Linked DNA regions of Homo sapiens: region 2 is linked to region 1. Evidence: chromatin loops called from intact Hi-C (ENCODE). Cell type or tissue: sigmoid colon. All regions are shown on one strand. Each heading gives the region's core, and the rest is flanking DNA. Links, peaks and the distances in the headings are about the cores only.

Region 1 (16,756 bases), core at 3,202-11,201:
GTTGAATGGTTTTAAAATTGAGCTCAGGCTTTTCCTGAGGGTGAGGGCTTCTGATTATGGAACACAGCTTTGGCTCGAGAAGTTCCACATGAAGTTCCAGTTCCAGTTTGCTCCTGATCCTCTCCCCTCCCCTCCCCTCCCCTTCCTTTCTTTTTCTTCCATTCTTTCTTTTCCTTCCCTTTCTCTTTCCTTTTGTTTGTTTTCTTTTCTTTTTTTTCTTTTCTTTCTGACAGGATTTCACTCTGTTTCCCATGCTGGAGTGCAGTAACATGATCATAGCTCACTGCAGCCTCAAACTCTCAGGCTCAAGCAATCTTCCCACCTTGGCCTCCTCAGTAGCTAGGACTACGGGTATGTGCCACCATACCTGGCTAATTTTTTTGGTTTTTCATAAACATGAGGTGTCCCTGTGTTGCCCAGGCTGGTCTCAAACTGCTGGCCTCAAGCGATCCTCCTGCTTTGGCCTCCTAAAGTGATGGGATTACACGTGTGAGCCACCATGCCTGCCCTAATCTTCCCTTTCTGATGAGCTGTCTTACAAACTTTGGACTTGCTTAGCCAGTCTGACACAATTGCATAAGCCAGGTCCTCGTAATATGTCTCTATATATGTGTATCTATGTATGTATTCATGATCGTCAATCTATTTTCGTATTTCCTACTGGTTCTGTTTCTTTGGTTGAACTCTAATACACCATTCCATTATTAACAACCACATTAATACACCATTCCTATATATATATATATATATATATATTTTTTTTTTTTAGATGGAGTTTCGCTCTTGTTGCTCAGGCTGGAGTGCAATGGCACTATCTCAACTCACTGCAACCTCCACCTCCCAGGTTCAAGCGATTCACCTGCCCCAGCCTCCCAGAGTAGCTGGGATTACAGGTGCACGCCACCATGCCCGGCTAATTTTTGTATTTTTAGTAGAGACAGGGTTTCACCATGTTGGTCAGGCTGGTCTCGAACACCTGACCTCATGTGATTCACCCGCCTCGGCCTCCCAAAGTGCTGGGATTACAGGCTTGAGCCACCGTGCCCGGCCACACCATTTCCTATATTAACAACCATGTAAATATATTATTCCACTAAAACCCAAACTAATGTATTCCAAACTCAACATCCCTTTACCCTGATTCCCCAAAATGTCCTGGTCATTCCAACGCCACCTATCACAAGAGGAGGTACCCCCCAACCCATCTTGGAGCGGTAGTTGAAATGGAGAGTCTAAAACAATTATGGTTAAAATATTATCTACAGATTTTATTTTTAAAAACATAGCCACGTGAAAACACTGCTAAGGCCCTCCCAGGGCCTTGGAAAGGACCCATGCAAGGGAGTGGCCCTGAAACTTAAGCCTCATTAGCGTCACTATAGAATCACTCTGAATGCCAAGCACAGCTTCTGAGAGAAGCCACTTGAAGTGAAACCAGAACAGATATTCAAAGATGAGTAGAAAATAAAGCATCATAAGGGCAAAAGGAAGGCAGAAATGGACACTGGGCAGAGGAGAAGCTTGAGAAAAGCCACTGAGATGAGAAACAGCTGGTTTATATAAGACGTAAAGAGAGATGAATGTTGAGAGGCGAGCAAGGGATCGTGCACTCGAATAATGACAAGAGGCATTCTTCCATTCGGTCCTCCTTCTACTTCATCTGTACTCAGGGCCTTTTGATGTGGTGTCAGGCTCTGCCCGTGTGACTCAAGCAAGGAGATTACATGTTTCACTACATAATCAAAGCTACACGTGTCATCTGGCCTAATTTAAAAGAGAGCAGAAATCATACCCCTTTACATGCAGATTGATATGGTTTGGCTGTGTCCCCACCCAAATCTCGAGTTGTAGCTCCCATAATTCTCACGTGTCATGGAAGGGATCCAATGGGAGGTCATTGAATCATGGGGTGGGTTTTTCCTGGGCTGTTCTCCTGATAGTGAAGTCTCATGAGATTTGATGGTTATAAAGGGGAGTTCCCCTGCCACGTGAGATGACCCTTTGCTCTTTCTTTGCCTTCTGCCATGATTTTGAGGCCTCCGCAGCCATGTGAAACTGTGAGTCCATTAAACCTCTTTCATTTATAAATTACCCAGTCTTAGGTATGTCTTTTTTAGCAGCGTGAGAATGGACGAATACACAGACATTCAAATGTAAGGTCATAAAGTTACTCAAGTAGACTCATGAAGAATTAGAGACTCCTGAAGGCTTAGGCCACATAACTATGGGATGCATAGAACAACCGACTTTTCTCCATCACAAAACTGGAGGTGGAAAATTCTATCTTAACTTGGAAACCTTTGTATTACTAAGATTATAAAGCATATTCGTGAGAATTTATTCTCTGCTGATAACTTATGGAAAATCGATTTCATTGACTATACTAAGATTATAAAGCATCTATATTCGTGAGAATTTATTCTCTGCTGATAACTTATGGAAAATCTATTTCTTTGACTATAAATGAGTGTTCTCAACATTGGTAAACATTGTAATCACCCAGATCTGAAATTGTTTTTGCCAAAATTAAAACAATGAGAAAATTATGACAGTGAAGAGATCTGACCTAACCAACTCCATGTTGCTTCTAACCTCCAAGCTGCCCTTGTTCATTCCTCAGCATAGGCTGAACTAACTTTGGGAGGAACTTGGTTTATAGTTTAATCCTGAGACAAAGATAACAGCCCTTTTCTGAAACAAACTCCCTTCTTGCCTGGGGACCAGACTGCTCTGTAAGACTAACAAGTTAGCCACAAGATTAGAAATTATGGTTTAGGACTCATGCAGCCAGAGGCCACAGGATTCTGAACCTCCCCAGTTGCTCCTAGGGATAACATCACTATCATAAAATCTAAGGCTGGTACTCCAGATATTGTTTTAGACCTTGCATTCTGATGCACCAGCTAGTGCCACCCAGGTTGGTAATCTGGCTCAGCCAGTTCTATGATCCCACCCAGGAGCAGAAGACAGCAAGAAGAACCCCCTTTGATCTCCTGTGATTTCATCTTCAACCTGACCAATCAGAACACCCTACTCCCTGGCCCCTACCCATCAAATAATCCTTAAGAAACTCCTTCCTCTGACTTTTCTGGGAGACTGATTTAAGTAATAAAACTCTGGTCTCTCATTCACCTGGCTCTGCATGAATTAAACTTCTCTATTGCAATTCCCCTGTCTTAATAAATCTTCACTATTTGGGCAACAGGCAAGGAGAACACACTGAGTGGTTATAGACCCATTAAACCAGAATCTGGGAGTGGCACTCAGGCATTTTCTTAATTAACAGAACAGATCAAACCGAAGGAAACTCCAGGTGCTTCTATGGACTGGGTCCTGACGGCTATGGTTTGAATGTGTTCTTTCTAAAACTCAGATGTTGAAACTTAAGGGTCATTGTGCTAGTATTGACAGGTGGGGCTTTTGAGAGGTGATTAGGTTATGTGTGAGGGCTCCTCCCTCCTGACTGTAATTCCGGCCCTTGTAACAGAGGCTTCTGAAAGCGTTCAGCTCTTTTCCGCTTCCGCCTTCTACTACGTTCAGCTCTCTCCGGCTTCTGCCTTCTACTATGTGAGGACGTGACGTTTCTCCCCTCTAGAGAATGCAGCAAGAAGGTTCTTCCCCTATGCAGGTGACTTGACCTTGGGCTTCTCAGTCTCCAGAACTGTGAGGAAAATGAATCTCTGTTCTTTATAAGTCACCCCTGTGTCTGCAGCACAAATGGATTGAGATAGGAAGAAATAAAGTTAACTGGTACTGGTTTGAAGGTATTAATCCTCAGTATTCTCTCTTTGGTACAACATAGTAAATCTCTCTCACAATTATGGGAAAACAGTTGGTAAATTCACTGATGTAGAATGGCTACCCCAAATCTTTTTTTTTTAACCAAAGAGAGGATATAACCAAAAAATTTCAATTATAATTTTCAACTTTTCATGCTTCTGTGATTTTTTTTAAAGAAAATTCATATTTAAATACTGAGACAACTTTTAGTTTTCTTAAAACCTTTAGTTTTTGTACGTGTTTCTTCTAAAACTCAGATGTTGAAACTTAAGGGTCAATGCAATAATATTGACAGGTGGGGTGTTCGAGAGGTGATTGAAACTAAGTTTTCTTATTGAAATGAGAAATTTTCAATAAGAAACTAAAAGTTTGCTTAGTATTTAACTAATTTGCTGAGTTAATATTTAAATATATGGATTACATAATATGGATTATATTTAAATATTAAATAGAAAATAGCATGGATTTAAATATGGAGTATATTTAAATACTAAATAAGAAAGCTTCCTTAAAATATTGTTCTTGGTCAAGCCTCAATAGATGTTATAAAAATGTATCAGGGGACTGCTTCCCCTGGTAATTCCACCCAAACTGCTCACAACATACCAGAAACACATACTTTGGTACTAGTATTTCTTTGGTGTTCTGTAAATGTTCTTTATTCGGAAATGCCCCCTGACAGGCACTTTCTTTAAAAGTGACAGTGACATTGGAAAGGCTCCTTGAGTTGGCTGGAGATCCGACTCTTCTGTGGTGCTTTAAAATATTAACACTATTCACGACAGCTCTGCAAGAATAGGTTTTGGCAGTGGTTATTGATCTTGTTCAACTAGCTCTGTGGGAGCTTTCTCCTTGTGGGTGTGATTATAGCTCATGTACACACAGTTGCCTCAGTTTTAAGGAGCTTTACAAAGCTACCATGTTTTTTCCATTGATTTAATTTTTTTTTCTTTAAGTGCAAGAAAATTCAAGACTCTGGGCCTGTCCCTGATTGAGGATTCTAGCAGGAGTTCTCAAACACTGCTGGGCCTAAGAGCCACATGAGAAGCTTATTCTAAAGCTCAGATTCCTCTGGGTCCATGCTTGTGATTCTCATTAAGTAGACCTGGGGTGGAGCCCTGGAATCTGCATTTCAATCAATTTCCCAAAAGATTCTGAGGCACACAGGCCTTAGACTGTGACTTTGAGGAGCGTTCTATTTTGGAATCCTTTTGCATTGAAATTGCATTTCCCCCAAACTGCTTGTTAGAAATCTCACCTAATCCATGAGGTAAAAGCAGTGTAGCTCAAGAGCATAGGAATTAACTAAAGCTGCAGCTTCTCCATGCTTTTGTTAATCAGGAATCACAGATACTAAAATCCACTCCCGCAGTTTTCCCTAAACCCCTAATTCTCTCCCAGTGCACGACTCCTCACATCCCTTTCATAATCACCATTAATGAGTATGTGTGAGTGAAGCTTTGCCTCTCCTATCCAATCTTAGAATATGAACTCCAAGAATCGGATACCATAGGTCAGATATCACGGAGCCCTGGGCAGAACCCTAGGTCTTTGTGAAAAGAACCATCTTTCCAGGGTATGAGTAATAACAGTAAATTGGTTTGAGACAGGAATAATACATGATGATCACAGAATAAAAAGATTGCAGGCAGCAGTTTCACGTGACTAGAGGCTAGGGGCTAAGATCCTGAAAAACCAGTGTGTGAACCAAGCTGACTAAGACAGACTGCACTCAGCATGGCACTGGATTTGACCTAGGTTTCACCTAGGACCTCATTATATGTTCATTAACATACAAATGACATACCCACTAGTACTATGACAGTTCTGAGAATACCCATATTTGATGTAAAAATGGCTGGCACCATAGTTCAGAGAAATCACTTGCTTCCAGGAATTCTCATGAATAGTCCACCCTTTGGTTAAAAAAACCCATAGAAGTAGCAACCCTAAACCCCATTGCGTGACTTTCTTGAGTACACGGATGGAAGTACAGCACTTCCTTTCTGGAGTGTGTACTTTATACTTTGCAGTTAATCTCCATACTTGCACTATTTTCTGAATCCTTGAATTTCTTCTCACGATGGTGTCAAGAGCCTGGACATTGGCTGGAGTTGAGGTCCCACTGGCAACCGGGAACCTCGCCTAGCCCAACAGTATCAGTTTGACCCATGGAGATATCCATCATAAAGTGCCAGTCTCCTTGGGCCAAGGTTTGCTCACCTTCTAAAAGGAAGTTAATGGAAACTTTCTGATACTCCTGACCATCAAAACTAGATAATTCAGCTTTATTCTCTCAAAGTTAGAGGGCAGAAGAAAACACATCCAGTTCTTGGAGGAAAATTGCAATAAATATTTTGAAGAGAGTTCCATCTCTTATTCTCCCTCAATTTTCTGAAAGTCAGAGTAACACTTGGCTATAAAAGTGATAGGGAAACTAAGTGCCTATCATATACCAGGCACAGTGGCATGCAATCAAGTGGGATTTCATGTATTTCCCAAGTGTGTTTTGCTGGCTGCCATGTAAGACCCTAGTGTTAATTCCAAAACTCAGAGGTCCTGGCTCTTGAATGGGTGGGGACAGGAGGTGGATTTAAAGTTTCCAGCAGAGAAGAAGTGTGGGACTGATCGTCTGCTGGAACCAGTTCTCTGAATATGATGGTTTATCTGGCAAGGTTTGATTCCCTCAAGGAAGTTCCAGGCTAAAAGAGGAGCTAAGCTTCTACAGTCTCTGAGCTTTTTGTGTTACTGATCTTGAGTCTTATTAAAAAAAAAAAAAAAAAAAAAAAAACCCTGACTTTATCTGGCCGTGCCAGGCTCCCTTCTGGGCCCTTGCTGCCGTGTGTCAGTACGCTGTAACTAGAGATGGATTATGTAAGAAATGTTTTTGTCAGAAGAGGCTGTTGCAGTATTTTATGTGCCCTGGTGCACAGCACCTCTGCTGTGAGTCCCCTCCCCGTGTGAGTTGCAGCCTCGCTGGATACACCTGCTACTGGTCTCAAGCACCTGTGATTTATTGGTCATGAAGCAGGTACTGGGACTCCTGCTTTTATTATCTGCACGGCCATCCCTCAGCCAGTATAGATGCCCAGGCTAGACTTGCAGAGCATGAAGAAGGAAGCAGAACCAGTTTGGGACCTTCGCCTGAGCAGCTGACTCAACTCCACTGCCAAGCAGCCAGGAATCTGGCACAGTTTCTGAGATGTCTCAGCCAACTGGTATTTCTGAAGCCATAGTTTTCCTCTGAGCTCCCCCTCAACATGGGTATAGTCATTGTGCTTGTTTTGCTTCTTCCTTGTTCTTGTTTAAAAGCCAGTTTTCTTCCTTGAAAGGCAGTGAAATCTCTGGGTTTTCCATGTGGGTAGAGAGGAGCAGGCGGAACAAGCTTAGGGAGGCCAGGCGGTAACAGGTAACCATTTCTTGAAGTTGATCCTCAGAGCATCCAAGCCAGTGGGTTCATTTGGATGATCTTCAGCCAGGCATAGTCCCTGGTGCCAAGCCTCAGGATATCAAAGAACTACTTACAAAATATGTGTTCCTTCATAAGGAAAAGAATGGTTTAGCTCAGAGGGCGTGCCTGCCAATAAATCTCACATAGGTTAAGACACAAACTGAAAAAATGCTCAAGGACCATGAGCCACAGTCACTGGAGAAGCCACAGTCATTCATTCTCCAGCAGTTCCCCTTAACCACCTACCAAAGTCCTTAGATAGCTGCCGTCAACCCGTAGGAACTCACAAAAAGACTATCAAAGTGAAAATGTGTTTCAAGGACTATAGTGGGTGTAACACCTGGGTAGCCAACAACATCTATAATTCATGTGTTTTTCAGCTCTAATTTTGTCTCTTTGACTAATGGAACTTCCATTTCAACTGCATCTAATATTGAAGTATCAAGTTGGAATATTCCGTAAAGAACCAAAACAGAAGACTGATAGTGGCATAACATAAGCTATGAGTTCAAAAGCTATTGCTGGGCCCTAGCTGAGAGCAAGTGGTCAAATACTGTACTCTATTCTTAACAAACCAATTATAACATCATGACTCCTCAAACATTTGATAGATTAGCAAAGACTATCACCCTAGAGGTCCTGGCAGGCTGTTCTGCAGTTAGCACAGAAAGCAGCACTGAATGCATCTGCTCGAGCTTTGGGACCAAAACTATAACCACAGGGATGATCAATGCCATCGCCCGTATAGACTCATACCTAAGACATCAGTGATCACCACCAAGACATGAAGAGTTGAGTCAACAGCATATGTGCCACCTGCTCTGATCAAAGAGCTGAAGGTCACGTTCAGTATCACATAGACACTGCCAAACTTAAAACTTTCAATAAGAAACTTGAGATGTTACTCAGGTTGTTGATGACAGAAAAGTCTGAGGTGGGAGGCCCACTCAGTGCTGTCGTGGCAGAGCTTAGAGATGTTGAAGGTGCCAGGAGCAAACCCAAGGCAGTGCAGATTCCATCAGGCAGTGCCGGCTCCTTGTTACAAAAGCTTCTGAATGGTGCTTGGTAAACACGTTTGCCTTTGGCGACCCTCTTAATTCCCTTGCCATAGTCATCTTTAAAAGCTACAAGTAGGACTATAACCATCAGAGCACTTAATTAGTGACTATATGTAGACAGATTATGAAGGAGTCATTGGAAGGACATTTAGCCAAACAGCTACTTCTGTATTAAGGGTGCCTGAAAGATTTGGGGGCATTTCTCCTTTTTTGGTCTGTAAGTCTAAACCAAATATTGTCTTATGAATTATTTGCAATTTAAGAAAAATGACAGATATTTAATAGACATGAAATTATTTCATTATTACTGAATATTTCCTTCTCTTTTCAAAATTAAAATTATGAAGTTGACCAGAAACAGGAAATAATGCCATCAGTGTAGGTGGTAGGTGATCCTAACCTCAATGTGGACTTGGTCTTTTGGGTCATTTTTCAACCTGATGAAATCTAAAAAGGAAATTCTTGGGCAGTTTGACGTTTTTCTTTCTTTTGATATAATGTGATGTTTATAATCCATTCTAGTTAGAACTCCTGTGAAATGCATGATGAGTAATAGGTTTTGTTTCTGAAAATAGTCATTTAATTAAAAATAAGATCCTAAAAAATGTGCAAATGAATAAATGTAATTTTCATGCTGATGAACCTCATATTTACATCTTTAGCTTTAGATTCTACTTGGAACATCTAACTTGCCTACTTGACTGTTCTCCTTAAACGCGTCATGGGCATCTGAAATTTAACCAGATAGAACACAATATTTTCCCCATGTGGTTACTACTCTGATGGTTTCCACTTAGTGAATGGCAACATTGAATGGCAACTCAGCCACTCAATCTAGAAAACTTGGAGCCCTTCTTGCTTCCTCTTTCCCTCACCCTCCATATATATCACAAAGTGTGTTCAATTCTACTTTTCACTTCTACTTGCCCATGTTTGTCTCTGCCTGGCCACTCCCTAGTGCAGCCGCCATTATTTCTTGCCTGAAATACAACAAACTTCTATTTCCCTACTTTCACTTCCATTACCCTCCAGTCATTCCCCACAATGCACCAAGTGGTCTTCCTAAAATGTGAGTCACACTATATCCCTCTTCAATTTAATACCTTTCAATATCTTCCAACTTCATTTAGAAGAGCCCCCAACCTTCTTACCACATTCTAGAGGACCTGTCTCACCTGCTCCTGGCCTGCCACATGCCTACTTTCTATGCTTTGGCCACACTGGTCCTCCCTCAGCATCTCAAACCAGTTGAGCTCTTACCCCAGGGCCTTTGCCCATGCTGTTTTCACTCTTGGAAACCCTTTTCATCTCTCAGGTCATTTTTCCTAAGGCGGCCTCCTACCCTGTTGTTCAACTCAGCTGCCTGATTATTTTCATCATAACACTGGTCAGAATTCTTTAATTCATTTTTTTTTCTGCTCTGTTCCTTTCCCCTGCAATATAATGTAAATTCCATGAAGGCAAGAGCCAGGTCTAGTTAGGTTAATTAGTGAAACGTCTGGAGCCTTTGACAGTGCCCAGTGCATGATGGTGCTTGATAGTATTTGTCGACTCCACTGAGTCAATGAAAGAATTGGAATAAAAAAGAGGGCTTTAGACAGAATCTAGGAGAGCATTAACATAACCGTTTGAGAGGCAGGAAAAAAACCTTCAAGGAAACCTGGGAGAAGCAGCCAGGGAGGATTCTACAAGAGTTTCCAAAGGCCAAGGAAAGAGTGTCTGCCAAAGGCTGCCCTGTATCAGGTAAGACAGGAGTTGAAAGCTGTCTACTAGATGTAACATTAGAAAAGTCATCGTGACCTTGCCAAAAGCAGTTTCAAGAAGTTTGAAGGAGGCAGACCAAGCAAAAGCAGCTAAAGGGAATGGTTTCAGTATTACCTGAGTACAGAAAAGAAGCTAGGGGAGGGGCAAAGTGTAAGGACCCACAGGTGAGAGGCTGTAATCATTAGAATGTGGCCTCCCTGGGATGGGGGGAGGAGAGCCCAGGGCCCAAATGGAAGAAAGAAGAGACTTCCTTTAGGGTCCCATTCCATGAAACTACTGCCCTGCCCCAATATAATTAAGGCAAATCTCTGGAGGTAAAGTCTGGAGATGGTATTTTTATAAAACATCAGGCTCATCCAATGGCAGCCCATGATTGAAACACTGGTTTAAGTAACCATCTTCCTGGTGGTTGCAGTGTTTTTTTTTTTATTATTGAAACAACTCTTGGGAAGAGAGATTTGGCCTTGTGAGAGAGACAAACTCTGACTTAGGGAAGTGGGCAGATTCACCAGCAGGAAGTGGGAAAGAAGCTGGTAGCTACCTTTACCTCCACCCAGCCAAGCTGCCTGGAGTCCATATACACATTCATTTTGTTGTAATTGTGATAAAATACATATAAAACTTACCATCTCAACCAATTTCACGCACACAGTTCAGTAGTAAGTACATTCACATTTTTGCACAACAGTCACCATGGTCCATCTCCAGAACTCCTGATCTTGCAAACCTGAAACTTCGCACCCATTAAACAACTCGCAATTTCTTCTCCACCCAAGCCCTGGCCACCAACACTGACATGCTACTTTCTGTCTCTATGACTTTGACTACTCTAGGAACCTCATATAAGTGGAATTATATAGTATTTGTCCTCTCATAACTGGCTAGTTTCATTTAGCATAATATCTTCAAGGTCTATCCATGTTCTAGCATATCAGAATTTCCTTCCTTTTTTTTTTTTTTTTTTTGAGACAGAGTTTTGTTCTTATTGCCCAGGCTGGAGTGCAATGGCATGATCTCGATCTCGGCTCACCACAACCTCTGCCTCCTGGATTCAAGCAACTCTCCTGCCTCAGCCTCTGAGTATCTGGGATTATAGGCATGTGCCACCACGCCTGGCTAATTTTTGTATTTTTAGTAGAGACAGGGTTTCTCCATGTTGGTCAGGCTGGTGTCGAACTCCCGACCTTGGGTGATCTGCCTGGGATTACAGGTGTGAGCCACTGCGCCCAGCCTCCTTCCTTTTTAAGACTGAAAACTATTCTATTGTATGAGTAGACAAGTTTCTTTATTTAGTCATCCATTGATGGATATTGGGTTACTTCCACTGTTTGGCTATTGTGAACAATGCTGCTATGAACAGGGTATACAGATAACTCTTTGAGACCCAGCTTTACATTATTTTGGGTATATAGCCCAAAATGGAATTGTTAGACCATGTGGTAAATTTATTTTTAATTTTTGGAGGAAGCGTTCCATTCTGTTTTCCGTAGCAGCCACACAAATTTACATTCTCACCAAGAGTGCATAAGGGTTTCCAGTTTCTCTACAGTCATTGCCAACACTTGTTATTTTCCAGTTTCTTTTAAAACATTGGTAATAATCATTCTAATGGGTGTATGGTGGTTGCATCCATTCTTTTTTGGTTTAGTTTTTTTCTAAACTCTTTGAGTCAGGCTGTCATCGGCGTTATTGGATTTTTCAATGGCAATCCACTCTCTGGTGGACCAGGAGAATGGCCATTGGACTTCAGCAACGTCCTGGCTCTTTTTTTTTTTTTCCTTTTTGAGTTGAAGTTTCTGATGTTTTGAAAATAAAGAGGCTGGGCGTGGTGGCTCATGTCTGTAATCCCAGGACTTCGGGAGACCGAGGCGGGTGGCTCACGAGGTCAAGAGATCAAGACCATCCTGGCCAACATGGTGAAACCCTGTCTCTACTAAAAATAGAAAAATTAGCTAGGCGTGGTGGTGCATGCCTGTAGTCCCAACTACTCGGGAGGCTCAGGCAGGAGAATTGCTTGAACTCAGGAGGCAGAGGTTGCAGTGAGCCGAGATCACGCCACTGCACTCCAGCCTGGCGACAGAGTGAGACTCTGTCTCAAAAAAAAAAAAAAAGAAAAAAACCCGAAAAATTTATAAGTAATTGCCAATTACCTCCTGCCGCCAGATTCTCCCTCTCTGGGGAAGACATCTACACACAGACTTCTCTAAAGTTGTCTCTCACTCTAAAGCCTACAGAGATGTGAAGGAAACCAAAATGTTTTACCCCCAAATACACCACTTTGACATATTAGGTTGGTGCAAAAGTAATTGTGGTTTTCACCGTTAAAAGTAATGGAGAAAACCGCCATTACTTTTGCATCAACCTAATATTTCAAGATGGGTATTCAGAAGTGCTGGAAATATAAGAGTAGTTGAAAAGCTGTCTTTTGTAGGGGAGACTCGCATCTGTACAGAAAATCCGCACTGATGCAGCCTGGCTTTCCCTTTTCTGAATCTAGGAAAGATTAACTGAGAGTTGGACACCTTAAAGGTCTGAAAAAAACATTTACCATCTGTTCTGGGATTAGCTACCTATGGGCTTTCGTCTACATAAGAAGACCACCTTTGCAAGCCAGGCCTTGTGGTCTTTCTCCCATAACCTACCTTGCCAGTATAACCTGATTTACCACCATAATCTGTTTCCAGCCATGCTCCAAGCTCCCATTCTTTCTGTAACCTCGAGATGGTATACGTGTTTCTGAAACCCATTAGGGGCTGGGGTAATCACTCTGTGGTTCTTACCTAAGCACATACATTTGTATGACTTTTTTCATTTTAATCTGGCTTTTGTCAGGTTTTTTTTTTTGTTTGTTTGTTTGTTTTTAAGCAAACCTTCAGAGGATAACAGGAAAATTTTCCTTTGACTTCTACACATGTCAGGAAAAGAGATCTTACTTCTCAGTGCTGCTAAGTTTTCATAGGGCCAAGTTGGCCAGAGGCTAACAAAGTGTGCAAGGGAATAGGTGGGCCAAGCTACTGACCTCTTTCTCTGGCCTTATCTGTACAGAATAAATCAGGCTAGGAGAGAAAACTAAGAGTGCCTACTGATGGGTTCAGGAGTAGAGATTTTTAAAAATACATATACCAATATGTGAAAGAAATGGTGCTGAGAACTGTACATGGTTTATCTCATCACATTTCAACAGTAACTTATGATATACATACTGTTTCATAGATTTTTAAAACTGGGTCTTTATACTCTGCCCAAGTTCATGCAGCTAGTGCATGGTAGAGACAGGCTTTCAACCCAAGTCTGTGTCCACGTTCTGGTTACGTAACCACTACTCTATGATGCCCTCTGTTGACTGGCCAGCTGGGACTCAACATCTTTTTTGGAGTTTGAACATAGCAAGAAAGAACTGGAGCTAAGTGGCTATAATGGTGCAGCATGGGGGTGTAGCTCGGTAGCCTCCTGTTGAGGAAGACCCTGATAGGGCTTTGGTTTTCCCTTTCTCAGGCCTGAGGGTTCAGTGCTTTCATTTTTTAATCTTTTTTTGTTTTTTTTTTTTTGACAGAGTCTTGCTGTCTCGCCCAGGCCGGAGAGCAGTGGTGTGATCTTGGCTCACTGCAACCTCTGCCTCCCGGGTTCAAGTGATTCTCCTGCCTCAGCCTCCCAAGTAGCTGGGACTACAGGTGCCCACCACCACGCCTGGCTCTATTTTTTTTTTTTTTTTTTTGTATTTTTAGTAGAGAGAGGGTTTCAATATGTTGGCCAGGCTGGTCTTGAACTCCTGACCTTGTGATCCGCCCACCATGGCCTCCCAAAGTGCTGGGTGGCGTGAGCCACTGTGCCCGGCCTGTTCATGCTTTAGATTCTATGAGATAGTTCTGGATCCTTTAATAAAAAATCCTTTTTTCTTTTCTTTTTTTTTTGAGATGGAGTCCCACTGTGTTGCCCAGGCTGGAGTGCAGTGGCACAGTCTTGGCTCACTGCAAACTCTATCTCCCAGGTTCAAGTGATCCTCCTGCCTCAGCCTCCCAAGTAGCTGGATTACAGACGAGAGCCACCACACCCAGCTAATTTTGGTACTTTAGTAGAGACAAGAGTTTCATCATGTTGGCCAGGCTGGTCTTGAACTCCTGAACTCAACTGATCCGACCCTTCAGCCTCCCAAAGCACTGGGATTACAGATGTGAGCCACCACATCCAGCCAAAAAAAAAGACATCCTTTGTTCTTTTGCAAGACTTACTTTAGCTAGATGTTTAACACGTACATCTAAATGCTGCTTGACTAGGAATGAGAATAGATACGGAATTGCTCTGTGATTCCACATCAAGATTCATGACCTAGGCAGAAAAGAATTCATTAAACTGTACATTTTTAGGTCTCTCTGAAGATCATGTATTGACACTCAGAGACCTCAAAATGATCCCTCCCCGAGTCTAGTTTTGATATTTTCAGCAGTATCCCTACCCTCTCGACGCTTGGTATTTGTGATGGTTGATTCTATGTGTCAAGTTGACTGGGCCATGGGGTGCCCAGATTAAACATTGTCTTTGAGTGTGTCTGTGAGGGTGGTTTTGGATAAGGTTGCATTTGAAATGTTGTACTTAGTAATGTAGGTTGCCCTCTCCATTATGGGTGATTGTCATCCAATCTTCTGAAGCCTGAATAGAACAAAAGGCAGAAGAATGGAGGGGGAATTTGTTGCTTTTGCTTCTTTCTGCCTGCTGGAGCTGGGTCTTATCCTGCTTTTGGACTGGGATTTACACCATTGACTCTGCTGGTTCTTGGGTCTTCTCCTGCCCTTGGACTGGGATTTACACCATTGACTCTGCTGGTTCTTGGGTCTTTGGTCTCATACTAAATTCCACCACCTGTTCTCCTGGGTCTCCAGCTTGCAGATGGCAAATCTTGGGACTTCTCAGCCTCCCCAGTTTCGTGAGCCAATTCCTAATAATAAATCACTGCATTGGTTGGGCATGGCGGCTCATGCCTGTAATCTTAGCACTTTGAGAGGCCGAGGGGGGCAGATCACCTGACATCAGGAGTTCGAGGCCAGCCTGGCCAACATGGTGAAACCCTGTCTTTACTAAAAATACAAAAATTTGCCAGGTGTGGTGGGTGCCTATAGTCCCAGCTACTCAGGAGGCTGAGGCACAAGAATGGCTTGAACCCCAGAGGTGGAGGTTGTAGTGAGACAAGATCGTGCCACTGCACTCCAGCCTGGGTGCCAGAGCGAGACTCCATCTCAGCAACAACAACAAAAATAAATCACTTCATTCACACACACACACTATTAGCTCTGTATCTCTAGAGAACACTGAATAATGCAAGTATCTAAAAAAATTTTTTTTAAAGTACTTGTACAATGAGTGGGGTTTGTAAAATAAACCTATATTGTGAAGATCTTAAAATTACAGATCTAAAAGAAAAAAAAAAAAACCTTTCCAAGTTCCTGCTTCAGTGAGCAGGGAAGATTTTATTTTACAGATGGAAAAATGCCCCATAAAGTTCACATTATGGGGCACATTCCTGTGCCCAAGAGACAGTCTAGAGTGTGCCAGCACAATGCTTACAGAAATCTGAACCCCAATCTGAATTCAAGATTCAACTTTATATGCCTTTCTCAACACTCCCTAACTCTCTTCTCAGAAAAACTTGTGCGGCCCAAGCCATTAAATCAAGTAGGTGCTCAAAGGTCTCTGTCTGCTTAGTCAGTATCAACTGTGACTCCTCACGCATGGGTCATTTTGAAGGTCTTATTTATTTGTCGCCAGAGGAAACCTTCGGTTGTAGCTGGATGGTGATTTGTGTCCAGTGATAACCACTTTGTTCATGGACACTTGTAGCCTCTCTGCTTCATTTGATGTCAGAGACCTCTGCATTTTATTATAGTGCTAAAAGCCAACTTGCTTTTTGTTGTCTCCTATGGCTTCAGTACTGGGTTAGGGATCCCCATTGCATACACTGAATATCCCATATTATAGTACTGACTCTGCTACATTCTGGCTGACTGATTACCAGGCTTTCTTTGACAAACTGCGAACTCAGTGTGGGCAGTGACTATCCTGTTCACCACGTGTCACCAGCACCTAGGACATAATAACATAGGTAGATACTCAAATACCTAAGTATGATACTATGTAAATGTATACATAATTCGTAAGCCTCATGAACATTTCCTATGTGCTATGTATGTCATTACTTGCATTACTATTTATTTTATTTATCTTGAGACGGTCTTGCTCTGTGGCCCAGGCTGGAGTGCAGGGGCATGATCTCGGCTCACTGCAACCTCTGCCTCCTGGGTTCAAGCAGTTCTCCTGTGTCAGCCTTCCGAGTAGCTGGGATTACAGGTGTGCATCACCATGCTTGGCTAAATTTTGTATTTTTAATAGAGATGGGGTTTCACCATGTTGGCCAGGCTGTTCTCGAAGTCCTGACTTCAGGTGATCCACCCACCTCGGCCACCGAAATTGTTGGGATTACAGGCGTGAGCTACTGAGCCTGGCCTCATTACTATTTATTTAACTCCTCACAACAGCCCTATGAAGGTAAGTTTCATTATAACCTTTACTTTATAGTTGAGGAAACTGAGAGAAAATTTCAGAAGCTCATCTCACAGCAAGTGGCAGAAACAGAATTTGAGCCTGGGATTCTGGCTCTTGAGCCACTAAGTGGGTTTTGAAAGAAAGAGGAAAAAGGAAGGAAGGAAAACCA
Region 2 (16,756 bases), core at 3,771-11,770, 140 kb after region 1:
CCATCAATCGATTGGATCAAATGACGTCTATAGACTATTTCATCTTCATCCAACAACAGCAGAATACACATTCTTCTCAAGCACACACAGAGCATTTACCAAAACAGACTACATTATGGGCCATAAAACACACCTTAACAAATTTAAAACAATAAAAGTTATATAATGTCTGTTCTCAGATCACAGTGGAATTAAACTAGAAATCAGTAATAGAAAGATAGCTGGAAAATCCCCAAATAGTTAGAGATTAAACAACACATTTCTAAGTAACACATGAATCAAGGAAGTAATCTCAAGAGAAACTAATGTATTTTGATTAAATAAAAATGAAAATACAACTTATTATAATTTGTGAGATGCTGTGAAAGTAGTACTTAGAAATTATCATCTTAATATATTAGAAAAAAAAGAAAGGTCAAAAATCAATCTATGGTTCTACTTTAGGAAACTAGTAAAAGAAAAAATAAAGACAAAGTTAAGCAGAAGAAAATAATAAAAGAGAAACTGAAATTTAAAACAGGAAATTAATGGAGAAAATCAAAGAAACCAAAAGTTGGTTCTTGAGCAATATAAATCTCTGGTGAGGTTAACCAAGAAAAAAAAAAAAAGAAACAGGACACAAGTTAGTAATATCAGAAATAAAAGCGGTAGCATCCCTGCAGATCCCACAGTTATTAAAAGGATCATACAGAAATACTATGAACAGCTCTATGCTCACAATAGATAAAATGCACCAATTCCTTGAAAGACACAATCTGCCAAAACTCACAAAGAGACCGAGATAACCTGAATAGGACTACAAGTATTAAAGAAATTGAAACAAACATTAATAACCTTCCAAAACAGAAAGTACTGGGCCCGCATGACTTTACTGGTAAATGCTATCCAACATTTAAGAAAGAAATTATGCGAATTATCTGCAATCTCTTCCAGAAGATAAAAGCTGAGAGACTACTTCCTAACTCACTCAATGAAGCCAGCATTACCCTAATAACAAACCAATATCTCTCATAAATATAGACAGAAAAATCTTCAACAAAATATTAGCAAACAATTAAAAAATGTATAAAAAGAACTATATACTATGACCAAGTGGGATTTATCACAGGTATGCAAGTATGATCGACATTTGAAAACTGATTATTCCATCATATGAGCTAAAGGGGAAAACTTATATGATTATATCAATAGATCCAGAAGAAGCATTTCACAAAATCCTACACCCATTCCTGATTTAAAAATGGAAAATAGACTCTCAGCAAACTAGGAATAGAGAGGAGTCTCCTCAATTTGATAAAGAACATCTGCAAAATCCTGCATCTAGCATCACGCTTAAATGGTGAGAAACTTGAAGCTTTCCCACTAAAATCAAGAATAGGACAAGGATGTCTCCTCTCACCACTCTTTTACATCATGATCCTGGAAGTCCTAGCCAATGCAATGTGACAAGAAAAGGAAATAAAAGATACACAGATTGAGAAGGAAGATGTAAAATCGCCTTTGCTTATAGATTCCATGATTATCTATGTAGAGAATCTAAAAAAAATTGACAAAAAAGCTCCTGGAACTAATATGCTATCATAGTGAGTCAGTAACAGATTCTTTAGGCTACTGCTGGTTCCAGAACTCAATTGTTGACTTGCCACTGCTCAGACACTTCCTTTATGGTTGACATTTAAAAATTAGGTAAAAAATATGACAAGTTAGCCAGGTGTGGTGGTGGTGCGCACCTGTGGTCCTGACTACTCAGGAGGCTGAGGTGGGAGGATTACTTGGGCCAGAATGTTGAGGCTGCAGTGAGCCATCATTGTGCCACTGCTCTCCAACCTGGGTGTCTCAGTCTCAAAAAAATAAATAGATAAAAATTTAAAAATAAAAAATAAATATGACAGGATCTGTGTTTAGTTATCTTAGTTTAGAAGTGAGCTTTGATGATAAATTTCACATCTACATCATATGATGTAATGAAAATAACTTCCCCCAACCATACCACTGCCAGTACTAGAGTCATCTTTATATGTTAAGCACTGACTCTATACCCAGCACTCTGTAAGACACTGTATCATCTCCTTTAATCGTTAATGAAACTTTGAGGCAGTTAATCTTACATGAGTTCACTGATGTTTATAAGATATTGGCAAGGGGTTAATAGCATCTATCTTTCAGGTTCAGTGTAAGGAAGACAAGGGAAAATGCATTTGAGAGTACATGCAACCATAATTCTCTATACAAAACAGAAGATGACTTTATTGCTGACAATTTATTTAAAGAAAAGACACAATCAAATTTGAGGTCAGATACTAATATTTGTCTGACTGTCCAATTATGTCCTGCATCAAGACAGTTGTCGGTCACTTAGAGCCTAAACAGTTAAACAGAATTTTTCTCTGAAATAGGTGTGTGATGTGAGCAGATACAGTTTCTTACACAGAATCATGGGCTGCTATCAAAGGAGGCTTTGATAACCTACAGCTCAATGTGGTGTGATCAGAAATATGTTGTTAGAGGGTTATGGATGACAAGGGGCTAGCAGCAAAGGAGAGAAAGCAACAGAAAGGGGTTTGCAGAGGCTGGCTTAGCTGAGGGGAAAGGAGGAAGTTGGGAGAGGGAACACAAGCTGCTCAGACATGATATTAAAGAGGTGTCACAGCCTCAATTCTGATTCCAGAAGTCCTCCTTCCACATGACCTCAAAGGATCCAGATCTCAGGGTCTAGCGGGCTGTGGTCCAAGGCTCCCACCAGGATCATGGTTGGGTCCCCGCACCTCAGCCCTAGAGGAGTGTGTCTGAATTCCAACACCAACCCCAAGGTTAGCTCTGCTAGGCCGATTGCTCCTGCTCCTGCTCCTGCTCTTGCTATGGGCTCATCAGAGGATTTGAGAATCCAGGGTGTGGGAACCAAGGGAGCAGGATGGCCCTGACCATAGCACTGCAGCTGGTGAGGGGCAGAGCTGCACCCTAAACCCAGCCCTCCTGACCGCCTTTTTGAGTCTGTTTTCTGTCTTTTGCTCTGATCTTCTTTTTAGACTTCAACCATCTTCCTCTTAAGCAAGAACTTCCCTTGCAAAAAGATTAACAATATTATTTATGCAACTCTAGAATGAATAAATATATCCACATACATAATGGGAGTAGCTACTCCCTCCATATCAAAGACTGCCAGCACTACAAGCAACACCTCCATTTGTCAAGCACCAACTGTGTACCTGGCACTGTTCCAGGCAATATGCAGATATCCACTACTTTGAGGTAGTTATTCTTACATGAACACGTTGGTGTTTAGAGAGCAGACACAGCCATATATAGGGATCATTCAACAATTCTCATAAACTTACATTTTGTAGTTTGTTTACTGATGGTGACATCTGTTTATTAGTTCTACCCTCTGCAACATGAAGTATGGGAAGAACATAGGTTTTGGAGCCTGCCAAAACCTTGCTGTGTTAATTTGGGCAAATTCCTCAACCTCTCTGAGCCTCAGTTTCCATCACGGATCTAATACTTTCTGCCTCGCAAGATCGTCATATGTGTAAGGAACCTAACACAGCTCCTTCCATGTAATCAGTACTCAATAAACCACAGCTACCATTATATTGTCACTTCTGTTAATATTATTTACCTGCCTCGTTTCTAGAAAATGAGTAAAGCTTAAATTGAGTTCATTCAAAAGCATTCGTAATAATAATAACATTAGCAACATTTTTTGAATATTTTCTATATCTGGAGCACTGTTTATAAATGATTATATTATCTCATTTAATCCTCACAGCAACCTTTACTACCTACTTCACGGTATCATTATGAGAATTGATGAGTAAACACAGTCATGAACCTCACAACACTGCTTCATTCAACACCACGCCATATCTATGATGGTGGCCCCATGAGATTATAATGGAGTTGAAAAATTCCTATTGCCTAGTGATGTCATACCCATCATAAAATAGCAAAATTACTTAAAAAATAAATTTAGTGTAGCCTAAGTATAGAGCATTTCTAAAGTCTACAATAGTGTACAGTATGAACCCTGAATATCTGAGACAGGTCTCAGTTGATGTAGAAAGTTTATTTTGCCAAGGTTGAGGTGACACAGCCTCAGGAGGTCCTGACTACATGTGCCCAAGGTGGGCAGAGCACAGCTTGGTTTTATACATTTTTGGAGACATGAGACATAAATCAACGTAAGTAAGATGAACATTGGTTCCGTCCGGAAAGGTGGGACAACTCGAAGCAAAGGCGGGACAACTTGAAGATGGGAGGGAGCTTCCAGATCACAGGTAGGTAAGAGACAAATGGTTGCATTCTTTTTTTTTTTTTTCCATACTTTAACTTCTAGGGTACATGTGCACAATGTGCAGGTTTGTTACATATGTATACATGTGCCATGTTGGTGTGCCACACCCATTAACTTGTCATTTGCATTAGTTATATCTCGTAATGCTATCCCTCCCCCCTCTCCCCACCCCACAACAGGCCCCGGTGTGTGATGTTCCCCTTCCTATGTCCAAGTGTTCTCATTGTTCAATTCCCACCTGTGAGTGACGACATGCGGTGTTTGTTTTTCTGTCCTTGCAACAGTTTGCTCAGAATGATGGTTTCCAGCTTCATCCATGTCCCTACAAAGGACATGAACTCATCCTTTTTTATAGCTGCATAGTATTCCATGGTGTATATGTGCCACATTTTCTTAATCCAGTCTATCATTGATGGACATTTGGGTTCACTTCAAACTATACTACAAGGTTACAGTAACCAAAACAGCATGTTACTGGTACCAAAACAGAGATATAGACCAATGGTTGCATTCTTTTGAGTTTCTGATTAGCCTCTCCAAAGGAGGCAATCAGATATGCACTTATCTCAGTGAGCAGAGGGATGACTTTGAATAGAATGGGAGGCAGGTTTGCCCTAAGTAGTTCCCAGCTTGACATTTCCCTTTAGCTTAGTGATGTGGGGGCCCCAAGATTTATTTTTCTTTCACAGCAGTAATGTCTTAGGGCTTCACAGTCACTCACCACTCAGTCACTGACTGACCCAGAGCAAAGTCCAGTCCCGCAAGCTCCATTCATGGTAAGTGACCCAGAGAGGTATACTTTAAAAAATATTCCAAGTCTGGGTGCAGTGGCTCACCCACCCAGACCTGATCATGAGGTCAGGAGTTCGAGACCAGCCTGACCAACGTGGTGAAACCCCGTCTCTACTAAAAATACAAAAATTAGCCAAGTGTGGTGGTGGGCGCCTGTAGTTCCAACTACTCAGGAGGCTGAGGCAGGAGAATTGCTTGAACCGGGAAGCAGAGGTTGCAGTGTGCTGAGATCTCGCCACTGCACTCCAGCCTTGGAGACAGACCGAGACTCTTAGGAAAAAAAAAAAAAATCCTCTATACCATATTATCACCACACGTTTTCTATGCTGAGATATGTTTAGATACACGAATACTTATCATTGTGTTACAGTTGCTACAGAATTGAGTACAGTCACATGCTGTGCAGGTTGTAGCTTTGGAGCAATAGTCTGTGCTATCTAGCCCAGGTGTGTCGTAGGCCGCACCATCTAGGTTTGTGTAAGCACATGCTATGATGTTCACACAACCACGAAATTGCCTACTGATGGATTTCTCAGAATATATCCCCCTTGTTAAGTGACATACTTTTAAGTACTTAGAATCATTTCTGGCATACAATAAGTGCTATATGTTTCTTAAAGCGAAAAAAGGTCAATACTCATATTTCCTCCATTTACTTAATCACAGAGATTACGTTTACTTAATCACAGAGATTAGGGAACTCAGCCAAGTCCCACAGCTAGAAAGTAGTGAGGTTGGGACCCAACCCCGGCAGGCTGACTCCTGCAGCCCCTACACTTAAGTGTCATAGCGAACTGTACTGGTATTTTCCATGGATGCACCCCGTGATGGAAATGAGGGGTGTGACTCACTGTTGCGTTGTTCTGCATGTTACCTCTTTCCCTCCTTTCCTCTGATAATAATTTCTTTCAATCCCCTAACATCCAGTTCTCTCTCTCCCTTCATTTGCTTGGGTGGTCCTTTGTTTCTACAGAGAGCAATCCAACGACACAGGGCCCTTTCCTCTTCCTGGTCACGCAGTGGCCTTGAAAAATGGCCATTCTCTCTCAAGAGGCTTGCCGTTCAAAACAACCTCATTTCCCTTCACACTGTATGGTGTAGGTCAAGCTTTTTATTAAAAATGTTCCTGCCTTTCTCCTTCCCTCTGTGAGAGTCCCAGATTGTTCCTCATTCCCCCTTTGCCCAAATCTGGATATCATTCCCCCAGAGTCTCAGGAAACACGTTCCAGAAAATGTGTATTTGCATTTCATGATTATGCAGGAGAAGTGTGGGGACATATGTTACCTTTCAGCAGCTTGTATCCAAAGAGCCAGGCCTCACGACAGAACGTAGGCTCAAAATTAGCGCAATCGTTTACCTTGTCTTCTGAGTGATCTGTGTTCCGTGTCTTTGCACAGAAAGCTCTGTTCGTGTTCTGAGTCTGTTATTTTGATCTATACGATAAGAAAATCACTATCATTTGAATCCACAGCTTGAGAGGGCTGCTTTGCTTTTCATGTACGATAAGTTCTTAAACACAAGTGAGATGGAAAACATATTGTGCAACTCTCGGGAACTATTTAAAATGTAAAATATAAATATTTCTCCTTTGAATGTACTTAACTTAGCGAGCCCGTATCTGGTTTGTGTCCTTTCAGTCATCACACTGACATTGTGTTTGCTATTCCTTCATTTAGCTGAGTCAAAATGAGCTGGAGAAGCGAAAATCAGCACTTCAGCCTGCTCTGCGGAGCAGAGCGCAGGAAGGTTGCCAAGCCTCCCTTGATCGCATAATGCCTCTCAGATAAGGTTAACGCTGCAGTAGGCCCTGCCTCGTGTTAGTATTTTATGGTGACAGCTCGAGTCTCCCATTGCAATGAATCTATTGTGAGGAAAAGCAAACAGAAAAGTCAACCCGCTGAGGGTAGCGGGGCCCATACTTGGCCTTTCTCAGGCTAAACCTGGGCCCATGGCTGCCATTGTCTGGTCAGGGCTGACTCAAAACCACCCAATTCTTTTCCACTCCTGACTGGAGGGATTTAAGAATTTCTGGGCCAGGCGCAGTGGCTCACGCCTGTAATCCCAGCACTTTGGGAGGCTGAGGCGGGCAGATCAGGAGGTCAGCAGTTCAAGACCAGCTTGGCCAATATGGTGAAACCCCGTCTCAACTAAAAATACAAAAATTTGCCAGGCACGGTGGTGCGTGCCTGTAGTCCCAGCTACTCAGGAGGCTGAGGCAGAAGAATTGCTTGAACCTGGGAAGGCAGAGGTTGCAGTGAGCTGAGATCATGCCACTGCGCTCCAGCCTGGGAGACAGAGCGAGACTCCGTCTCAAAAAAAAAAAAAGCAAAAAGAATTTCTGACTGTAAGAGTAGTGGGGAGGAGGGATAAAGAGGGGTTGGATAATAGGTACAAAAATATAGTTAGATAGAATAAAATACAGTGTTCAAAAGCTCAATAAAAATTTTGGTTTATTTCAAAATAACAAGTACATTTTGAATATTCCTAACACAAAGTAATGATAAATGCTTGAGCTGATGGATAACCCAATGACTTAAAATTGATTATTACACATTGTATGCTTGTATCAAAATGTCATAAGCATCCCATAAATATGTATAACTATGTATCCATAAACATTAAAAATTGAAATTTTAAAAATTTAAAAACTAAGGCCCTCTGAATGTAGAAAAACAAAGAAAGAGGTAGCGTCTTCGCTCCAGCATCCTCCCACTCCGCCAGGTTGAACTGCCGCTGTTTAAATAAGACTAAAATCCCATTCTTCTCTCACATCTCTTCATTTGCAGACATCTAGCATGGGCCCCTTCCTTCTGCCCTATAATTTAGGACTCTTCAACACGTAAAGTTGAAGGAACAGGGGGAGTGGGGCTGTCCGATTCCATTCTGTGAATGGAACAATAGATAGCCATGCTTGTGGCCGGGCACGGTGGCTCATGCCTGTAATCCCAGCACTTGGGGAAGCCGAGGCAGGTGGATCACCTGAGGTCAGGAGTGTGAGATCAGCCTGACTAACATGGTGAAACCTCGCCTCTACAAAAAATACAAAAATTAGCTGGGCGTGGAGGCTGGCGCCTGTAATCCCAAGTACTCGGAAGGCTGAGGCAGGGGAATCGCTTGAACCTGGGAGGCGGCGGTTGCAGTGAGCTGAGGTGGTGCCACTGCACTCTAGCCTGGGTGACTGAGTGAGACTCTGTCTCAAAAAAAAAAAAAAAAAAAAGATAGTGATGCTTGTGGGATCACTATCTCATGCTGCATTAGAGTGGATGTGGTTTTCTATATGTCCTTTTTTCAAGTCTTCTTTCGTTATGAGAAAAATAAAACAACAAAAGAAACTTTATGGGGTAAAGGTAAAAAATATCTTTGCTAAGACGGGATAGTTAATACTTGGGGGACAGCTCTGGTGAGAAGGTGGCTTCCAAGTTTCCCAACCATGGAACCCTTTGCTCAAGCAAAATCTCACAAAGTCCAACCATCACTGAGGTTTTTCTGGCTATAGGAGTGTGGTGGGAGTCCTGGAGCTCCTCTGATTGGCGCCTCTATTTTCTGTCTTATGGATTGTCTATTCTAGATAGTTCATATAAATGGATTTATGCGAAGTGTGTCCTTTTGTGTGTTGCATATTTTGCTTAGCATAAATGTTTTCAAGATTTATCCATATAATGGGATATTTGAGAACTTCATTCCCCTTTATTTGTGAATAATATTCCATTGTGTTGATGCCACTTTTTGTGTATCCATTTATGTGTTGGAAGACACCTGCGTCTCCCCACCATTTAGCTATGTGACAACGCTGCAATGAGTATCTGTGTGAGTTCCCGCTCGCCATTCTTTTTGGCATATGCCATACTTGGAAATGGAATTGGAATTGCTACATCACATAGAAACATCGTATTTAGATTTTTGAGGCACCACTAAACTGTTCCCCACAGCAGTTGCACTGTTTTAAATTCCCATCAACTATGTATGAGGGCTCCAATTTCTCAACATTCTTGACAACAGTCGTTATTTTCCATTTTCTGTTTGTTTCTTCCTACATTCATTCCAGTAGGTGTGAAATTATCTCATTGTTTGATTTGCATTTCCCTAATGACTAAGGATACTAAGCATCTTGTCATGTGCTTACCGTCCATTTGTATATCTTCTTTGTAGAAATATCTATTCAAATCCTTTAACTATTTTTTGAAAAGATAGACTTGATTTTTAGAACAGTTTTAAGTTCACAGCAAAATTTAGTGAAGAGTACAGAGATTTCCCATGTATTACCTGCCTCCATTCATAAATAGCCTCTCCTATTATCAATATTCCCTACCAGAGTGGTATATTTATCACAACGGATGAACCTGCATTGACTCTTCATTATCACCCAGCATCCATACTTTACATTAGGATTCTACACAGCATAACATTAGCATTGCATTATGACACTCCTAGTGTTATAGAATGTGTGGATTTGGACAAATGGCTAATGACATGTATCCACCATTGCAGTATTCTGCAAAGTACTTTCACTGCCCTAAAAATCCTCTGGGTTTCACCTGTTCATCCTTTCCTCCCCCTGACCTGTGGCGACCACTGATTTTTTTCTTGTATCCATAGTTGTCCCTTTTTCAGAATTTCCTACAGCTGAATACCATATTTAGCCATTTAAGGTTGACATCTTTTACTTAGTAATATACATTTAAGTTTTCTCTATGTCTTTTCATGGCTTGATAGCTCATTTCTTTTTAGCACCAAATAATATCGTATTGTTTGAGTGTACCACAGTTTATGCATTCACTCAGTGAAGGACACTTTGGTTGCTTCCATGTTTCGGTAATGATTAGTAAGGAGGCGATAAACACCTGTGTGCAGATTTTGGTGTGTACACGAGTTTTCAGCTCTTTTGGGTCAATATCAGGGAGCATGATTGCTGGATTGTATTGTAATGTTATGTTTAGTTTCGTAAGAAATCACCGAACTATCTTTCAATGTGGCTGTACCATTTTGCATTTCCACTAGCAGTTAGTGGGACTTCCTGTTGCCTCACATCCTCACCAGCATTTGGTGTTGTCAGTGTTGTGGATTTTGGCTATTTTAATAGGTATACAGTGATATCTCATTGTTGTTGTAATTTACATTTCCCTGACGATATATGATGTGGAGCATCTTTTCGTATGCTTATTTGCCATGTGTGCACAGGTCGAATGTTCCTTGTCTGAAATGTTTGGTACCTGAAGTGTTTCAGAGTTAGGACTTCTTTTTTTCAGATTTTGGAATATTTTCAGTATACCTACTGGTTTAGCATTTCTCATCTGAAAATTTGAAATCTGAAATGCTCCAACGAGCAATTCCTCTGAGCATCATATCAGCACTGAAAAAGTTTTAGATTTTGGAGCATTTCAGATTTTCAGATTGGTGATACTCAATCTATATCCTCCTTGGTGTGGTATTTGTTCAGATCTTTTGCTCCAATTTTTCATCAGGTTGTCCATTTTCTTATTGTTGAGGTTCAAGGATTCTTTGCATATTTTAGGTAACAGTCTTTTATCAAGTAAGTTTTTTGCAAACATATTCTCCCAGTCTGCAGCTTGTCTTTTCATTTTCCTGACAGTGTCTTTCAGAAAGCAGAAGTATTTAATGACATCTGTCTTACCAATTTTTTCTTTCATGGACAGTGCCCTTAATATTGCACTTAAAAGTCATCACCTAACCCAAGGCCATCTAGATTTTCTCCTATATTGTTTTCTAGAAGTGTTATGGTTTTACATTTTATAATTAGATCTACAATCCATTTTCAGTTAATTTTTGTGAAAGGTATAAAGTCTCTGTCTATATTCTTGTTTTGTTTTGTTCCATTTTGTTGCTTGTGGATGGCAAGTTGTTCCAGCACCACTTGTTGGAATGACTATCTTTGTCCTATGTTATTGTCTTTTCTCCTGTGTCAAAATCAGTTGACTATATTTATGTGGGTCTATTCCTGGGCCCTCTTTTATGTTCCATTGATCTATCTGTAACTTTATACCGGTTGCTTATCCCTAATCCAACATTCTCTAAAATCTAAAACTTTCTGAGTGCCAACATGATGCTCCAAGGAAATTCCCACTGGAGTATTTCAGATTTCAGAATTTTGGATTAGGGATACTGAACTGGTAAGTAGACTGCAAATATTCCAATATCAAAAAAAGTTTTTATATTAACCTTGTATCCTGCAAAATTACTGTAAGTGCTTATTAGTTCCAGGAGTTTTTTTTTTTTCTTTTGCTGATACTTTTGGATTTTCTGCATAGACAATTATGTCATCTGCAAAGACAGTTTTATGTTTCCTAATTGATGTAACTTTTCTTTTCTTTTTTTTTCTTGTTTTATTGCATTAGCTAGGACTTCCAGTATGATACTGAAAAGGGGCGGTGAGAGAGGACATCCTTGCCTTGTTCCTGATGTTAGCACGAAAGCTTTGAGTTTCTTACCATTAAATATGATGTGAGCAATAGGTTTTGTGGATATTCTTTATCAAACTGGGAAAAATCCTCCTCTATTCCTCATTTACTGAGAGTTTTTTTTGTTTTTTAATCATGAATGGGTGTTGGATTCTTTCAAATGCCTTTTCTCCACCTGTTCATATGCTCATGTGTTTTTTTTTTCTTTATCCAATGGATGTGATGGCTTACATTAATTGGTTTTCAAATTTTGAACCAGCCTTGCCTACCTGGGATAAATTATACTTGGTTGTTGTGGTGTATAATTTCTTTCATACGTTGTTGAATTTGATTTGCTAGTATTTTGTTGAGAATTTTTACGTCTATATTCAAAAGAGATATTGATCTATGGTTTTCTTTTCTTATAATGTCTTTGTCTGGTTTTGTTCTTAAGGTAATGCTAGTCTCATTGAATGACATAGGAAGCATTTCCTCTGCTTCTTTCTTCTGAAAGATATTGTAGAGAATTGGTATAATGTTTTCATTAAAGGTGTGGTAGAATTCACTGGTGAACTCATCTGGGCCTGGTGCTTTTGTGTTCGGTAGATTATTAATTATTGATTCAATTTCTTTAACATACCTAGAGCTCTTTAGATTAATTATTCTTTGTGTGTGCAAGTTTTGGCAGATTGTGTCTTTCAGGGAAATGACCTATTCCATCTAGGTTATACAATTTGTGGACATAAAATTGTTTATAATAGTTCTGTATTATACATTTAATGTTCATGGGATTTATGGTGATGTCCTCTCTTTTGTTTCTGATATTAGTAATTTGGATCTTCTTTTTTTCTTTGCTAGCCTAAGAAAAAAGTTAGCCTAGAGTCTTATTGATTTTATCAAAGAATTAGTTTTTGGTTTCATTGATTTTTCTATTAATTTCCTGTTTTCAACGTCACTGATTTCTGCTCTAATTATTTATTATTTCTGTTTTTCAAATTATTTTGGATTTAATTTGCTCTTCTAGTTTTCTAAAATGAAAGTTTAGATTATTGGTTTTAGACTGTTCTTCTCTTCTATCATATGCATTCAATGCTATAAATTTCCCTCTAAGTACTTTTCTCTCTTGATAAGTTGGGTTTTGACTTTCATTTAGTTCAAAACATTTTAAAATTTCTTTTGCAATTTCTTCTGTAACTCATGTGTTATTTAGAAGTGTGTTGTTTAATCTCTATTTTGAGGATTTTGAGGCTTTCCAGTTATCTTCCTGTTCTGGAGTTCTAGTATAATTCTATTATGGTCTGAAAGCAGACATTTTATGATTTCTTTTAAATTTGTTAATATATATTTTTATGGCCTAAAATATGGTCAAACCCAGTAAATATTTCAAGTGAGCTTGAGGAAAAAGTGTATTCGGCTGTTGTACATCTACAGGTGTCAATTATAGTCACTTGATTGATAGTGTATTGAGTTCCACTGCGTCCTTACTGATTGCCTGCTGGGCCTGTTCCTGGTAGAAAGCTGTTGAAGTCTCCAACAGTCATAGCAGATGCATCTATTTTTCCTTGCAGTTTACTTGGCTAGAAGTTTGTCAGTTTTGTTGTAACAGAAACTGCTGTACGTAGACCGTTAGTATTGTGGTGGTGAGGCAAAGTGGGAAGAGGATGATTTTATAGTTTTTTGATTAGGACTTTTAGTGAGCTGATGCCTCTGATTGTGAACTTCACAAGTGTTTCTCAGTATTTTTCTTCCTTCTTAGGTGAGGCTGGATGGCTTGCGTGGGCTGGATTTTGGTATTTTTCCTCTCCCAGGTGGAAGGTCTGAGCGGCTGATGGCTGGCGTTTGGTAGTTCTCTTCCCCCAAGGTCCGTTAGGCTCTGATAAAGCCCCAGCAGCCTGGGCTCTGATTAACTAACTGGATTTTCCTGAGGGCAGACCTTGTTAAGAAGAACGCAGTGTTCTGGTTCCTTTTCTCTTCCACCCCCAGAAGTGGGAAGAGATTCTTCTCCGTTTACTCTAAGAACCTGGTGAAACTCCTGGAGGTAAAACTCACAAAGGGATGGAGACCTCTATGTCTGGGTCCCCTGGAGCTTTTAATGTTCAGGCTTGTTCATACTGAGTCACCAGGAATTTATCAATTACAATTAGGTGGGACACTCACTGGTTTCTGCTCTGGTAAGTTGCAATTCTCTGCGTTGGCCTATCTGTCTCTCCAACTTCTGGGGCAGTGCTGTGCTTGTGAAGCCTCGCTTCTTTTATGGATCCAGGAAGAGTTGTTGATTTTTCAGTTTTTCAGCCTTTTACTTGTTATTAGGACACAGTGGCAACTTCCAAGCAGTACAGGAAACTGGAAATCCCTCTGCCTATTTTTTTGATTGCATTGTTTGTGTTTTTGTGGTTGGGAGTCGGGAGTTCTTCATATATTCTGGTTCGATGATCAGATACGTCCCTTATGATTTGCAAATATTGTCTCCCATTCTGTAGGTTATCATTTCACCTTCTTGATAATATTCTCTGATGCATACAATTTTTAACTTCGGTGAAATTCAATCTATCTGTTTTATCTTTAGTTGGTTATGTTTTTGGTGTGTAAGAATCTGTTTACCAAATCTAAGGTCATGAACATTTACTCTCTTACTTTTGTGAACTGTCTTTTTTTTTTTTAACTTATCTCTCAGGCACTTCCCATATATAATCTTACATAATCCTTGCAACAAATCCAAATGATATTATTTTCCCTTTTTGATAAGGATATCTAACCTTATCATAATTTGCTCAAGACTCTACTACTAGTAAAATGGTAGGGCAGGGATTTAAACTAGTGTTTTCAAATTCCTGACATGTACTAATTTGGAGGATTCGGGAATGAGATATCATAATTTACAATATTTCTCAGGAATTCCGCAATCATAAGTTATTTTAAAATAATTTCAACATTTTCATACACTTTACTCATGATTATGTCTATCTTTGGAAGGCATGTTTGACAAATGAGAAGTATTTAGTAGCGTTTATGAAGTACAGTGAATGTTCAAATACTAGAAAATGGTAGGAAATGGTATCGAGTGGTATTCAAATAATGTAACATTTGGATTTCCTAGCAAGCTTAACAGAACTACAAAGAATCCCATGTAGAAATGTGCCAATGTAAGGATTTATGTGCTTCTAAAACTTCGTATTTCTTAGAACAGCATTCGTAGAATTTAAATGGAGCATGATATGGGTATAAGCTTATTAATATTTATTTCCTGTGCCAATGTGACTCATTGTCAGCATCACACAAGGCCAGAAACATACACGCACAACACAGCAACAGCCACAAGCCAAACTGATTCCATTGTGAACGCATGTCTCCTATATTGATTGATAAGCTTCAGTTCATGCTAGAGAATTATAATACTTTCCCCAAGTTTTCAACTGATTTTCCGGATTTGGAGAAATCTAAATTTTCTGAGAAATGCCAAGGAAGAATTCTTGCATAGAAATAGTAATTAGAACCAGGTCTGGGTTTTTTCCCCCTTCTAAAACTAATGTTCTTTCCACGACTATATCTGGCAGGCTCCCAAGAGCTGCTAAGAAAGAGGAAAGGAAAAGACCATTGGGTTTTATGGCTAGGAGGTCTTTGGTGTAACATCTTGAGAGCGATTATTGTGTATATTAGTTTCCTATTGCTGCTGTAATAAATTACTATAAATTTATTGGCTTAAATCCATGCAAGTTTATTCTCTTACAGTTCTGGAGGTCAGAATTCCAAAGTAAGTTTCACTAGCTAAAGTTAAGATGTTGGCAGGGCTGGTTCCTTCTTGAGGCTCCGCTGGAGAGTATGTGGAGTTTTTTTGCCTTTTCCATCTTAAAGAGGCTATCTTTATTTATTGGCTTGTGGTTCAGTCTTAGCCTATTTGTAGTCTCTTTGTGGTGCCATAACGTAACAATTATCACAGATTGGGTAATTTATAAAGAAGAGAAACTTAGTTCTCGTAGTTCTGGAGGCTGGAAGTTCAAGATCAAGGCACAAGCAAGTTCAGTGTCTGATGAGGGCTCAGTCTTGGCTTCCACAGCGTTGTCTTATTGCAGCATCCTCCGGAGGAAAGGAACACTGCGTCTTCCTATGCAGAAGAAATAGCGGTGAAAAGGGACAAACTCCCTCTAACAAGCCTTTTCATAAGAGTACCTGATCCCATTCATGGAATTGAATCCCTCATGACTCAATAACCTCCTAAAGGCCACACCTCTTAATAATCTTGCACTGGGGATTAAGTTTCAATGTGAGTTTGGGAGAGGACACCATCTTTAAAACCATAGTGATATGGACAGGAGGCAGCAAAATACTGAGTAGAAGAGAGAGGTTCCCTGGCAAGGGCCCCACCCTCAAGCCTGGAGACCCACAGCACTAAATGAGAACAGGCATTCGGTTTTTATGCCCAAAAACTGGCCTTTTGGCCTGCCATTCCCCCTATCCTGCCTCCATATCAGCCCCAAATCCCAAGCACCAGGAGAGATCAGCAGACCAGTGGTGGTGGAACGATGCAGCAGAGAAAGAAGAGGAGGGATGCCTGGACACCAAGGGAAGTCTGGCCAGGGGTGGTCAGAGAAGAGTCCAGCAGCTCGGTGGCCTGACTCCAGGGAAGGACCACCTTCCCACTCCATTCCCCTTCCAGCTCCCTATCCATCTCACTGAGAGCCACCTCCTCCTCATAATAAAACCTTGCACTAATCCTTTGAGCCCTGTGTGATCCGATTCTTTCGGGACACTGGGCAAGAGCTCGGGATACAAAAGGCTGTCACACTGGCCTTCTGCCCTTGCAATAAGGCAGAGGGTCCATTGAGATTAACACACAAGCCATCTGTAGATGGCAAAGCTGAAAGAGCATGGTAGCACCGGAGTTACAGGCACCCACCCCTAAACACTACCGCAGGGCTGATAGCCCAAAGCACTCATCCCAGCCTCTGCACCTCCCTGTCTGTATGCACCCCTAGGGGTTTGAGCTGTGGGGCAACCAAACAGGCGAGCCGTACCCCTGTTAGACATCCTGTGAGGGGAATCAGGGGACTCTCCTGTTTCAGTAGCAGGCCCCTTCCTCTACCTTCAAAGCATGTCAGTCCAGTCACTGCTTCTGTCGCCACACTGCCATCTCCTCTCACTTGGTGACTCCGTCATTTCTCTTGAAGGACAACTGTGATTACGTGAGGTCCATCAGATAATCTGGGAGAGTCTCCTCATCTAAGGATCTTTAAGCACATCTTCAAAGTCTCTTCTGCCATACAAGGAAACATTCAC

What was found. A loop is a pair of places that touch in the nucleus more often than their neighbours do. Peaks named below come from ENCODE experiments on the same cell type or tissue, not always from the same donor. Only the 100,000 strongest peaks of a DNase experiment are listed, where the experiment ranks them.
Region 2: it touches region 1 in a loop (2.4-fold over the local background); 2 of 110 quality-filtered maps call a loop at or near these places.

Annotation. Positions count from the first base shown.
Region 1 is chr10:17,917,014-17,933,769 of GRCh38, forward strand. No RefSeq gene overlaps it. Among named protein-coding and RNA genes, the nearest start is that of SLC39A12, 27 kb to the right of the region's middle. In sigmoid colon, for the core only: no CTCF peak of the experiment used is centred there; a DNase peak (open chromatin) is centred at 6,928.
Region 2 is chr10:18,053,588-18,070,343 of GRCh38, forward strand. No RefSeq gene overlaps it. Among named protein-coding and RNA genes, the nearest start is that of SLC39A12-AS1, 51 kb to the left of the region's middle. RefSeq lists an enhancer at 12,905-14,104. In sigmoid colon, for the core only: no CTCF peak of the experiment used is centred there; a DNase peak (open chromatin) is centred at 6,854; H3K4me3 peaks cover 677 bases; H3K27ac peaks cover 184 bases.